Linked DNA regions of Homo sapiens: all the other regions are linked to region 2. A link is a contact called in ENCODE Hi-C or POLR2A ChIA-PET data. All regions are on one chromosome and are shown on one strand. Each heading gives the region's core, a stretch centred on a gene start or an enhancer-like site at or near the end of the contact. The rest is flanking DNA. Distances are from core to core; before and after follow the strand shown. Region 1 overlaps GAP43 (growth associated protein 43). Region 2 holds the start of CIP2A (cellular inhibitor of PP2A). Region 3 holds the start of ZBTB11 (zinc finger and BTB domain containing 11).

Evidence for each region. Hi-C counts contacts between places; a loop is a spot of excess contacts on that map. ChIA-PET counts read pairs that join two places held with the same protein, here RNA polymerase II (POLR2A). Pooled maps may share reads with other maps.
Region 1: a loop to region 2 is called in a map with no recorded cell type, with 9 times the contacts of the local background. The contact joins the enhancer-like site here to the promoter of CIP2A in region 2. A Hi-C loop is called at or near these places in 1 of 37 single-sample maps with no recorded cell type and 5 of 50 pooled maps. POLR2A ChIA-PET finds 5 or more read pairs at or near these places in 1 of 52 experiments (B cell).
Region 3: a loop to region 2 is called in a pooled map, with 25 times the contacts of the local background. The contact joins the promoter of ZBTB11 here to the promoter of CIP2A in region 2. A Hi-C loop is called at or near these places in 7 of 50 pooled maps.

Annotation. Positions count from the first base shown.
Region 1 is chr3:115,657,248-115,660,480 of GRCh38, forward strand. All of the region lies in intron 1 of GAP43 (growth associated protein 43), which reads left to right. Among named protein-coding and RNA genes, the nearest start is that of GAP43, 35 kb to the left of the region's middle. RefSeq lists enhancers at 544-1,416, 1,417-2,288 and silencers at 1,210-1,439, 1,620-1,689. Within about 2 kb of position 1,649, at least 35 of the 41 ENCODE cell types and tissues checked have a DNase peak (open chromatin) inside an H3K27ac peak, as active enhancers do; they include B cell, where a contact is called at or near this core.
Region 2 is chr3:108,588,170-108,591,363 of GRCh38, forward strand. It overlaps CIP2A (cellular inhibitor of PP2A), which reads right to left and starts at 1,269. Exons shown (of 21, transcript NM_020890.3): 1 at 1,105-1,269. The coding sequence starts at 1,206. It overlaps DZIP3 (DAZ interacting zinc finger protein 3), which reads left to right and starts at 1,553. Exons shown (of 33, transcript NM_014648.4): 1 at 1,553-1,670. RefSeq lists an enhancer at 1,468-1,747.
Region 3 is chr3:101,675,769-101,678,907 of GRCh38, forward strand. ZBTB11 (zinc finger and BTB domain containing 11) reads right to left here and starts at 1,364. Exons shown (of 11, transcript NM_014415.4): 1 at 837-1,364. The coding sequence starts at 1,146. It overlaps LOC124906262 (endogenous retrovirus group K member 5 Gag polyprotein), which reads left to right and starts at 677. Exons shown (of 3, transcript XM_047449415.1): 1 at 677-2,470. ZBTB11-AS1 (ZBTB11 antisense RNA 1) reads left to right here and starts at 662. Exons shown (of 1, transcript NR_024407.1): 1 at 662-3,139. RefSeq lists a silencer at 416-785 and an enhancer at 502-1,056.

The sequences.
Region 1 (3,233 bases), core at 399-2,898, 7.1 Mb after region 2:
TGGAAGTGTAGGAGAGGTGAGTTGCTTAGGTCTAAGGAGAAAGACTGCTTAGGTGTGTGTTCACCCCCAGGACGAAGAAAGGAACACTGGGTGAGATTTTGTTCAACTACCCATAGTTACCACCAGATGGTGAAACTGATCCCGGGCCTCTTGGGTATTGATCAGTTTATGGGGAGATGGGGAGAAGACTATCTTTCACTTGTTAATTCATTAATTTCTTTCGCAAATATTTTTTCAGTACCTGCTAAGTCCCACGGACTATGCTAGGAGCTGCTGTTAAAATGACAAACCAGATAAGGTCACTGCCCTTAATCAACTTACAGTTGGGTGAGAAGCTATCAGGTACAAGTATGGCCCTAGAACAAATTAGTCTTTTCTAGTTAATAATCTTATGTGATGAGATTTGGCCTTGCTCCTTTGGTGACTTGCCTCAAGGAGCCCCAGGCAAAACCAATGTAACATATATTAATAATATATGAAATAATATATTTTGTAGACACAATTGCCTTATGTTGTCCAGGCTAGCCTCGAACTCCTGAGCTCAAGCAATCCTCCCCACCTCTGCCTCCCAAAGTTCTGGGATTACAGACGTGAGCCGCCGTACCCAGCCAAAAATGTTTATTTTGATTAGATGACTGGTATTAATCTGATTAACCAAAGAGACAAGGTATTACTAAATTCCTCATCCCTGGTAACATTTCCATGTTAGCTGTTTTCTATTTGTTTTTTCTTTTCCACAATGGTGCGGCCTAGAAACAGTTAACCTTCTTCGGGGTATTACATACCTTAGACATATAAAAAAGCTATGAGCATTCAACACTGAAATAATCATATAAACCAAACATACTGCACACTACTTCAGGGATACTCTGAAGCCCATCCTTAGACCCCAGACTCAAACAAAACAAAATACGATGTAAAGAACTGACACAAATCATCAGAGTTTAGAGAACAACGTGACGGGCAGCAGAGGAGAGGAGAGGGTTGAAGCAAACTTTTTTGGTTTTTTTTTCCTAAGTAGGGCTGGTTCTGGCTTGTCTTCCTTCTCCCCACTTTGCTTCTTACTCTTGGGCTTACAAACTGCCTGGTTTCCCTTCTCCAAGTCAGGGCTTCGTTTCTCTGCCTTGGCCTTCCTACCCCACCTTCTGCGTTCTGACTCCATGAGGCCCTTTTCGCGTCTCATTTTCTGCCTTCTTTAGGCGTTCCCTCGGCGGCTCTGCAGTGTGATCTCATCTCTTTGTTTCTCCCCGGCTGCCGTCAGTCACCGGCTCTCTGCGCCCCCACCCGCGCGGGCTCGCGGCCGTGCTGCGGGCGTGGCCTCAGCCGCTGAGACCCTGGGGACCGCAGGGCGTGGCGCGGCCTCCGCCCGCTGCACGGAGAGCCCCCCAGAGGCAGCGACACGGCGCTTGGGGTCCGCGGGGCTCCTCCTCCAACTCCGCAGACCTCCGGGGAGGCCTCTTGCTCCCCGAACACCCGGGAGTTCGCTTTCATTTTTAACGAATCTCCACAATCTCTTGTTTGGGAGATAATTGCTTCTTTCAGGGGCTTGGAGAACAAAAGCGTCAGCCCAGGGCCCCAGGTCTCTCCGCGGGAGGAGGGCACCCAGGGGCGATGCGCCGGGCTCTCTCCTTCGCCCTTCTTGGCCCGCTCGCCTTCAGCTCCCACCCGCAGCAGCAACCGCAGCCTGCTTCCGGGGACTGAGCAGCCCTGGGTCAGCCAAGGTTAAGCAGCGGGTGGGGAAGAGGAGAGAAAGCTGGGTCAATTGGAAGTAACCTTCTTGTACCGCCCACTTTTTCCTTGCTTGGAGGCGGCAAAAAGCACTTTAGCATTCTTCGGGCTGTTTGCGCCTCTTTCTCTAACAGGGCCAGGGGAGTGGAAGAGCGGCCGGCAGGAAGGTTTCTTTGTCAGCAAAAGCGGACCTTTGGAAACTAAACAGCAATGCTCTGTCTTTAGAAGACAGCACAGGAAGGAACAAACAGCTGAGGAGTGAAGGCCAGAGACCCCATTTGGAAAACAATGGCCTTTCATGATTATTACTATTTTTAAAAAGTTTTCTAGGCTTTTTCATTTGAACTTTCCATTTCTCACTATGAAATGCAGGTTCTATAGACAATTGCACACAAGTTTCTTTTTCGGGGGGGAGGGTAAACGAAGCAGGTGGAAAGAAGTGAGATGATTGTAGACGTGGCCAAATTTAGACTTGGTGTGAGATTTCCTCTTCGCTTGGAAACACATGGCACCAGCATGCATTTGTTCATTCATTCAATAATGTGAATGAACATTAAACACTACGATGTGATGGGCTTTGTCACAGGCTGTAAGTGGCTTCAGGTCCACATGAAAGGAGAGCGAAAAATTAAAATAAAATATTAGAGAGAGAGAAAAGGGAAGAGGGGCAAGGTGTCAGGCAGCAAGCTTCTTAGGGTCAGAATGGGTCCCCATCCCTAAAAGCTGATGACTGAAGAGACCCACGAGGGTAGACGAGCTGTAGAGAGACAATACTGCATCTGCCAGTGATGAGTGTAGGAAGCTCATGAGGGTTAGAACCTTCCCTCTCTGTTTTCTGACCTCTTTTTCTTTTTAAATAGGTTGAAGCCAACTGTGGTAGAGGATAACAGTGATTCGCGTATCTTATTTATTTATTTTTAGCAGCCCCCTCCCCCGCAACTAGGACAGTGAGTTCCATTCAGATTTTCAACACAGCTAAAAACTTGGCTTTAAAACTTGTGAAGGGAGACATTTCTTTAGAATCTTTCACTTTTTTCATCGCAGAGGCTTTGGGGGAATGTTTAGCTTTTTGCTGAATCATGAAGGGTTTGTTACTGCATTCTGAGAGGGTAGGAATTAGATGCCTAAAGGATGGTGTCTGCTTTCCTGTTGAGGTGGTTTATTTAACAGTTCATAGAGGCATGCAGGTCAAGTCATCCTTAACTGTACAGAGTCAAGGGTATTGCCACATGGGAGGCTGGCCAGCGGAGAAGTTTGGTGCTCTCTCAGTTTGGAGATCCTCATGTTGTATACATATTCCAAAATTCCCAGTAATTATGTACCTATAATTATATACCTATAAATACCATTCCAGATACTAGAATAAGATCACAGATAACTTCTTAGATGTTTCTTTTCTAGAGAAATAGGGAAACAGAACATATATACATTTGCACACAATTCAAACTTACACTTTGAATGTTTGTCTTAAATCTCCTAGTCAACTCCCTTAATGTACAGACAAA
Region 2 (3,194 bases), core at 19-2,518:
ACGGACTGCCCTGCTTATTCTGCGGCTTCTGGAGCCTATGCTAATTCAGAAGCAAAGCCTTAAGCATTTAACAGCTAACACCTTAATTATTAGGTTTGCAGGCACTTCTTAAAATAAAGAATGAAAAAGAGAAAACAAATGTACTTAGGAGATGGGCACTTGAAGTAGGGAAAAGAGGAGCACCAGTGAAGCTCAAGATAAGACAGACACATTTAATACAACAGCAGCTTCACTAACAGCTGCTGTTGCTCTACTACTGGAAATCATTTTTTTCCTGTAATATTTTACAAATTTTTGGCACATTAGTCTTTTATCATAGGGTTAATATAATACAATATATTTTAAAATTATGTTCAATTCTACCTTAACAGAGGAAAGCTGTGACACAGAGAGTTAAAATAAGCCTTAATTGAGCTTTAAAAAAATTAAACTGAGGTCAATGTTAGTTTGAATTCCGTAAATGCAAAACAAATGAAAGCAGAAGATTAAGATCCTAAAACAAACGGAATCGTCTGGACACATATCACTAGAATAGAAAAAAAGGCAATTCAGCATTCTAAGATTAAAAAACTGTAAGCAATGTATTTTGGTAAAGAAAAAGGATTACGCTTACTAGGAAGGGGAAGTGCTTCTTAATGTTGAAATAATGTTTTTCAAGTTTGAGTTCAACCCGAGTTCAAGTAAGAGCAGTAAGCAACAAATTCAATTATAGATTACCGAAGGGCAAAACCAAGTTTTAATCATGACTTTCCGTCACTGAGAATAGTTGTGTATTGAGGGCTTGGTTTCGTAGAAAAACCAAAACTAGAAGCAAAGGAAAAGATAAAGTTCCGAGCTTTTTCCGTTACCTACTCGAAACAACCTGAACTTCCCAACCTTTTGCCCCACTCCCGCTTTTCCTAGAGCCTTCAGTGAGCGCTCTTGCCTCTCGCTGCGGCCAGCGGAACCCCGACACTCACTAGCCTTTACCAGTACGAAAAGACAACAGAGGGATCGAAGGACTGTCCTTTCTTTCCCAGGCTGGGGCCGCCACTCCTCGGCCTCACTGTGAAATAAGAATTGCTAGGGGAAGCCCCATCTGTCCTCTACCCCAGAGCCTCTCACCTCCAAGTGCCGCAAAAGCTGAGTGGCGTTCGCCTCTGACTTCACGGCTTTGTACTGACTGACAGTCAGGAGCAAGGACTTCAAGCAGGCAGTGGAGTCCATTGCACCGGCCGCGGCCCGGCTTAGGGACCACCACCGCCCAGCGTGCGCCGGCCTTTAGCTTTCGCCGCGCTTTTTTTGATTTTCGGCCCCACCCCCTCGCTCTCAGAAGCTTCCGGATCCGGTCGGGCTCCGGAAGTCCCTAGGCACCCTAGGGGACCGTTCTCGGTGACGGCCGGGGTGGGCCAGGGGTCGAGGTGATTTGTGGGTCCAGGACGGGGGTTGGGAGCTGCCCCCGCTAACCCACCCTCGTCTGAGAGGCCGCGAGGTTTCGGCCTGAGATCCCGTGAAGGCGAGAAATCTCGCGATTTCTCGGGAGAGGAATCGGTTAGGAGAAGGGGGATTCCTCACTCAGCTGTGCGCTCTGATTTCGTGCGCTTCCTCGTCCTTCATGTTGGATGGCCAGTTTTTCGTTTGTGCGTCATCCTCTACCTGAGAAATGGTCGCTTGCCCCTAGTCTAGACACGGTGAGGAGCTCTGAGGAGAAGAATCTTGGGCCCTAGATTTTGAGGCGGCCTGGGAGGGGCCTCGTTTTTAAATCTCTCCTACACCCGCCCCTTCTGCCCGGGGATGGTAGTTTCTCAGAGTCAACCTATTGGCATTATGTGGCAAATTAGTCATGCCCTGACCAAAGTATTTGTCACATTTATTCGAGAAGACTACCTCCTGCTGACCCTGGGCCAGGTATTGCTCCGGAGGGTGTTACTCGTTAGCGTCAGTTTTTGTAAGTGAAGGTGTCTGTTTCTCTCTGGCATGATTGATTGTTTTATAATTCTCGATGTCTACGAAAATGGCACTATTATTTGCGTTTTTTAAATCGGAGATAGCTTAATATTATTGCATGTGTATGTAATGAAGCGAGTCAGTTACTGGTTTTGGAGCTTTTTGCTTAATATTTCCTAACGTCGAATAAAGCTTTAAAAACCAGGATGTAGAAATTGTAAGAATAGGGTACATTTCCATTTAATTAAATCGTTTATCAGAAATCATGTTTTTTCACTTCAAAAGAATTTTTTTGAATTACTAGATTTTTGAAGACAGGTTTGGTGTTTTGGTTTTGTTTTTTATAAAAGTTTAAATCTGAAAGATAAAAATGATTTAACCAGTTGGGACATTCATGTAAAAATCTTTGGGTAGCTTGTGTGTTCATTTATGCTTTCATTCATTCCGTAAACAATTATAGAGCGTGTAACATGGGTTAGAAACTGCCAGTCAGGGAACAGAGATGAAGTAGTATCCCCTGCTGCGAGGGAACTGTCTAGTAAGGGAAACATACAAAATAGTACTTTTGAAATTCACCACATAAATGAGAGGCACCATGCAGTAACATGCAGCAGTGGTAAAGAGTAGAGAGCCAGGTTGCTTACAGATTCTAGCTCCACCTTTGACGATGTGACTCTAGGCAAGTTCTCACTGCTGCAGAATCTTCATTAGGTAAAATCTGGCCAAGGGAGATACCTGGTTCATAGGACTGTTCATTCAATAAGTAGTTCATTGAGAATCTACAATGTGCTAAGCACTTTTCTAGACACAATAGACTCAGTGAAAAAAACAAAAATACTACTGGCATGCAACTTACATTTTGGTAGGGAACCAAATAATAAACACAATAAATAAGTAAGGAAAATGATATAAAGAGAAAAATAGACGTTATTACTCTAGAATAATGTTGGTAATTGATAAGGGAAATGGGAAGGTGACCTCATTAAGAAAGCAACATTTGGGGAAATGCTTCAAGGAGTTGAGAAAGGGAGCCATATTCTATGGGAAAAGGTTTTTAGATAGAGGAAATGGCAAAGAAAGACCCTAAAGTGGGATACTGTATGCCAGAAACAAGGATGCCATGTGGCTAGTGTAGAAAGAACGAGGAGGAGAGGAGTAGAGATGAGGTCCTATACGGTCTTGGAGATGGTTAAAAAATGAATTAATGTAAAGTGTCAGCTGTCATCTGGCATAATTAAGTTCTCAGTGTTACAGTCAGTGCCTCATTG
Region 3 (3,139 bases), core at 114-2,613, 6.9 Mb before region 2:
CATTAGGGGAAAGATTATTAAAACATTCAGAGTTACGAATATCAAGCTGGGCGCCGTGGCTCATGCCTGAAATCCCAACACTTTGGGAGGCCGAGGCGGGAGGATGGCTTGAGGCCAGATGGAGACCAGCTTGGGGAACGAGGCGAGACCCGTGTCTACTCAAACACCCCGCCCCCGCAAAACCAAACAACAAAAACAGTAACTGATATCTTTTACATTTACTTCTTGTTCTTAAAAAAAAACGCTCAAGGCGATTTCTCAATCACTCCTTATCACTTCTGCAAATAATTGTATTATTCCTTATTTACGCAGCAGCGGCAAAATTTGAGGAACACTAGCGAATGTGTCCAGAGCAGCTCATACTCGCTCGCCAAAACCCAAGCGCAGCACTAAAGAAACGGGAGACCCGGCTTCGGGTGACTCGTCCCCCCTTCCAAACGTCAGCACAGTCGAAAACGTGCACCCCGCAGCCTCCACTGCCGCGAGCCACACGCCACCTCCAGAGGGCCGGGGCCTACAGCCTCAAGGGGCCGCCCAAGGAGGCGGACCTGGCGCAGCCCAGGCGTCCGGCCCCTCCCCGCGGCTGGCCCGGCCTCCGGGGAAGCCCCCTTGGTCCCACCCAGGGCCAGGGCCCGCCCCCAGCTTCGCCGGCCTCCTTCCTGTGGGAAGTGCGGCTCCTTTCGCGTCCCCCACCCTCTCGGCTCCGCCTGGCAGCAGCTCCGCCGCCCAGAGGCGTCCGAGACCCTCCGACTCGTGGGTACGCATAGGCCTCGCCAGCGAGCCTTGCCCAGGCAACGAGTCGCCAGCCCGCCCCCTCGCCGCGGGCTAGGTCTCACCTCGCCACCAGTACGTCTTGGACAAGTAGTGCCAGGTCTGATGCCGGGTGTGGTGAGTGCCGCCGGGACCCAGGTGCGCCGCCTCGATGAGGTCCCGGCGTCGCTCCGGCTGCAGCACCACCTCCAGCTCCGCGAAGGTCTTGCGGTGCCGCTGCCGCCGCTGGTAATACAGAGTCCCGCCGCGCACCACGTAGCAGGCGGCAGCTTTTCGGATTTTACGCTTGACATTGCCCTCGGTGCCCGGCGCATACGGCTCGCGCTCGTTCGTCAGGTAACGCAGGATGGCCCGGTAGCTTTCCTCGCTTGACATCGCGGACCGCGGCTCCCTGAGGGCGCCTGTCAGGGACAGGTGAGGAAAACGGCCCGCTACCTACGGGCGGCTGCAGGAGGAGCGGCGGCACCGTAGGGAGAAACGGCTGCGCCTTTGGCGAGCGCTCTTCGACGGCTCCCTTAGTCCGAAGGAAAAGCGGGCGAGTTGGTAACCAGGGGGAACTGCACTTCTCCAGCGCGCGGGATCCGCTGGCGACTGACAAAATGGCTGCTGCACCACCGGAAGTGACGCAAGGCAAGGGCGGGGACTGAGCCCTGATTGGAGCGCACTCTCGTTTTCTGGCTTGATGGAGCCGATCCAGTGACGTCAGGAATGCGGGTGGACATTTTGGAAGCGGGTAGGACCCTTCACTGCAGTTCGAGGGAGTCTTTAAGCAGACATCTTAAGTCCTGGCAGTTTCTCTTTTCATTTTTCCCTTTTCCACGCTTTCTAAGGAGCCACGTGTAGGGGGAGCTGGTGGACAGTTGAGAGTTCAGCCGAAACATCCAGAGGGTTAGGAGTCCGTTTTTACGTTTGAGACTCCCAACATCATAAAAGCATATTTTCAGGCTTCTGGAAAAATATTAGTCTCTTGACACGGGACCAGAGACAGCCCATTTACATGGAAATTTAGATTCCAGTTAACAGTTATAAAATTTTCAGTGCCTCCCTCAGTGATGAGTTATTGTTTCTAAACTTGCACCTGCTAGCTCCAGACTACTCAAGGAAGAGTCGAGATTCTTTTGGAATTATCAGCATTTATAGTCAATGTTATTGCGAGTGGAAAAGGGGGTCGGTAACACTATTTTAAGGCTTTATTTACATATATTTTTACACAAACGTAGGGGAAAAGGTTCTCCATTTTGCACCAAATATATATGAGGGTGCAAGAAGGGGAGCGGACTTGAGCTGCGTCTCCCAGTGCGTGCTGAGGATGCTAATACAGGTATTTAGCTGGTAATCCCGGAGCAGCGACCCCGGTCACCCTTTCCTGGGACGAATCTGCAGCGCTCACAGGGGCCCAGGGCTGACATCCCTCCTCGGGGACTGGGGTTGGACACTGTCGCCGCTTTGCTAAAGCCAGAACATTTCAGGCCGAGGGCTCCAGCTGCAGACACGGCCTAGTACACTTCTCCACCGGAGGGTCTGTAGTCTCTGGGTGAGGCCCTTTGACGCTCCTAGAAGTAGCTGACGGGCAGACAGGTGAATACAGTAGGCTCGAAAACAGAATCATACAGCCAGCCTCTGGTGTTAGGGGCGTGTTTTTGTGTGTGTGCACACGCAGTAATTCCCGGATGGCCCGGACATCCTTGAAAGATTCCAGGTGCGGGGACATGAGCTCTCAAGGCCCAGAAGAAAAAAGAAACTACCAGGCTTGGGATCTACTTAGTTGCTGAGTTTGCCACTATAGCTCAAAGGAGGAATTTAAAAATGGAGATGCACCTCTTTCCCCCATGGGGTCGGGCAGTGAGAGCAGAAGACCAAATGCACCCTCTGCGAACCCAGGAGGCTGGTCTACGTGTCAGGCCAACCCCACTCTCCTGTCATACTGTCTTTAAATATTTTGGCCGGGCGCGGTGACTCACGCCTGTAATCCCAGCACTTTGGGAGGCCGAGGCGGGCAAATCACGAGGTCAGGAGATGGAGACCATCCTGGCTAACATGGTGAAACCCTGTCTCTACTGGGCCTGAAGTCCCAGCTACTCGGGAGGCTGAGGCAGGAGGATCGCTTGAACCCGGGAAGCAGAGGTTGTAGCGAGCCGAGATTGTGCCACTGCATTCCAGCCTGGGTGACAGAGGGAGACTCCGTCTCAAAAAAATAAAAAAACTAAACATTTTAAGTTAATTGATATTTAATATTAAATATTTAATATATTAAGTGAATACATTCAAATCTGCAAACAATACAGCTAGGTTGTAGAAGAGTTAAAAAAATCCCTCCACTCAGTTTTTGCCAAAACACCACCTGTAAGCACTGAGAAGCCTACTGATG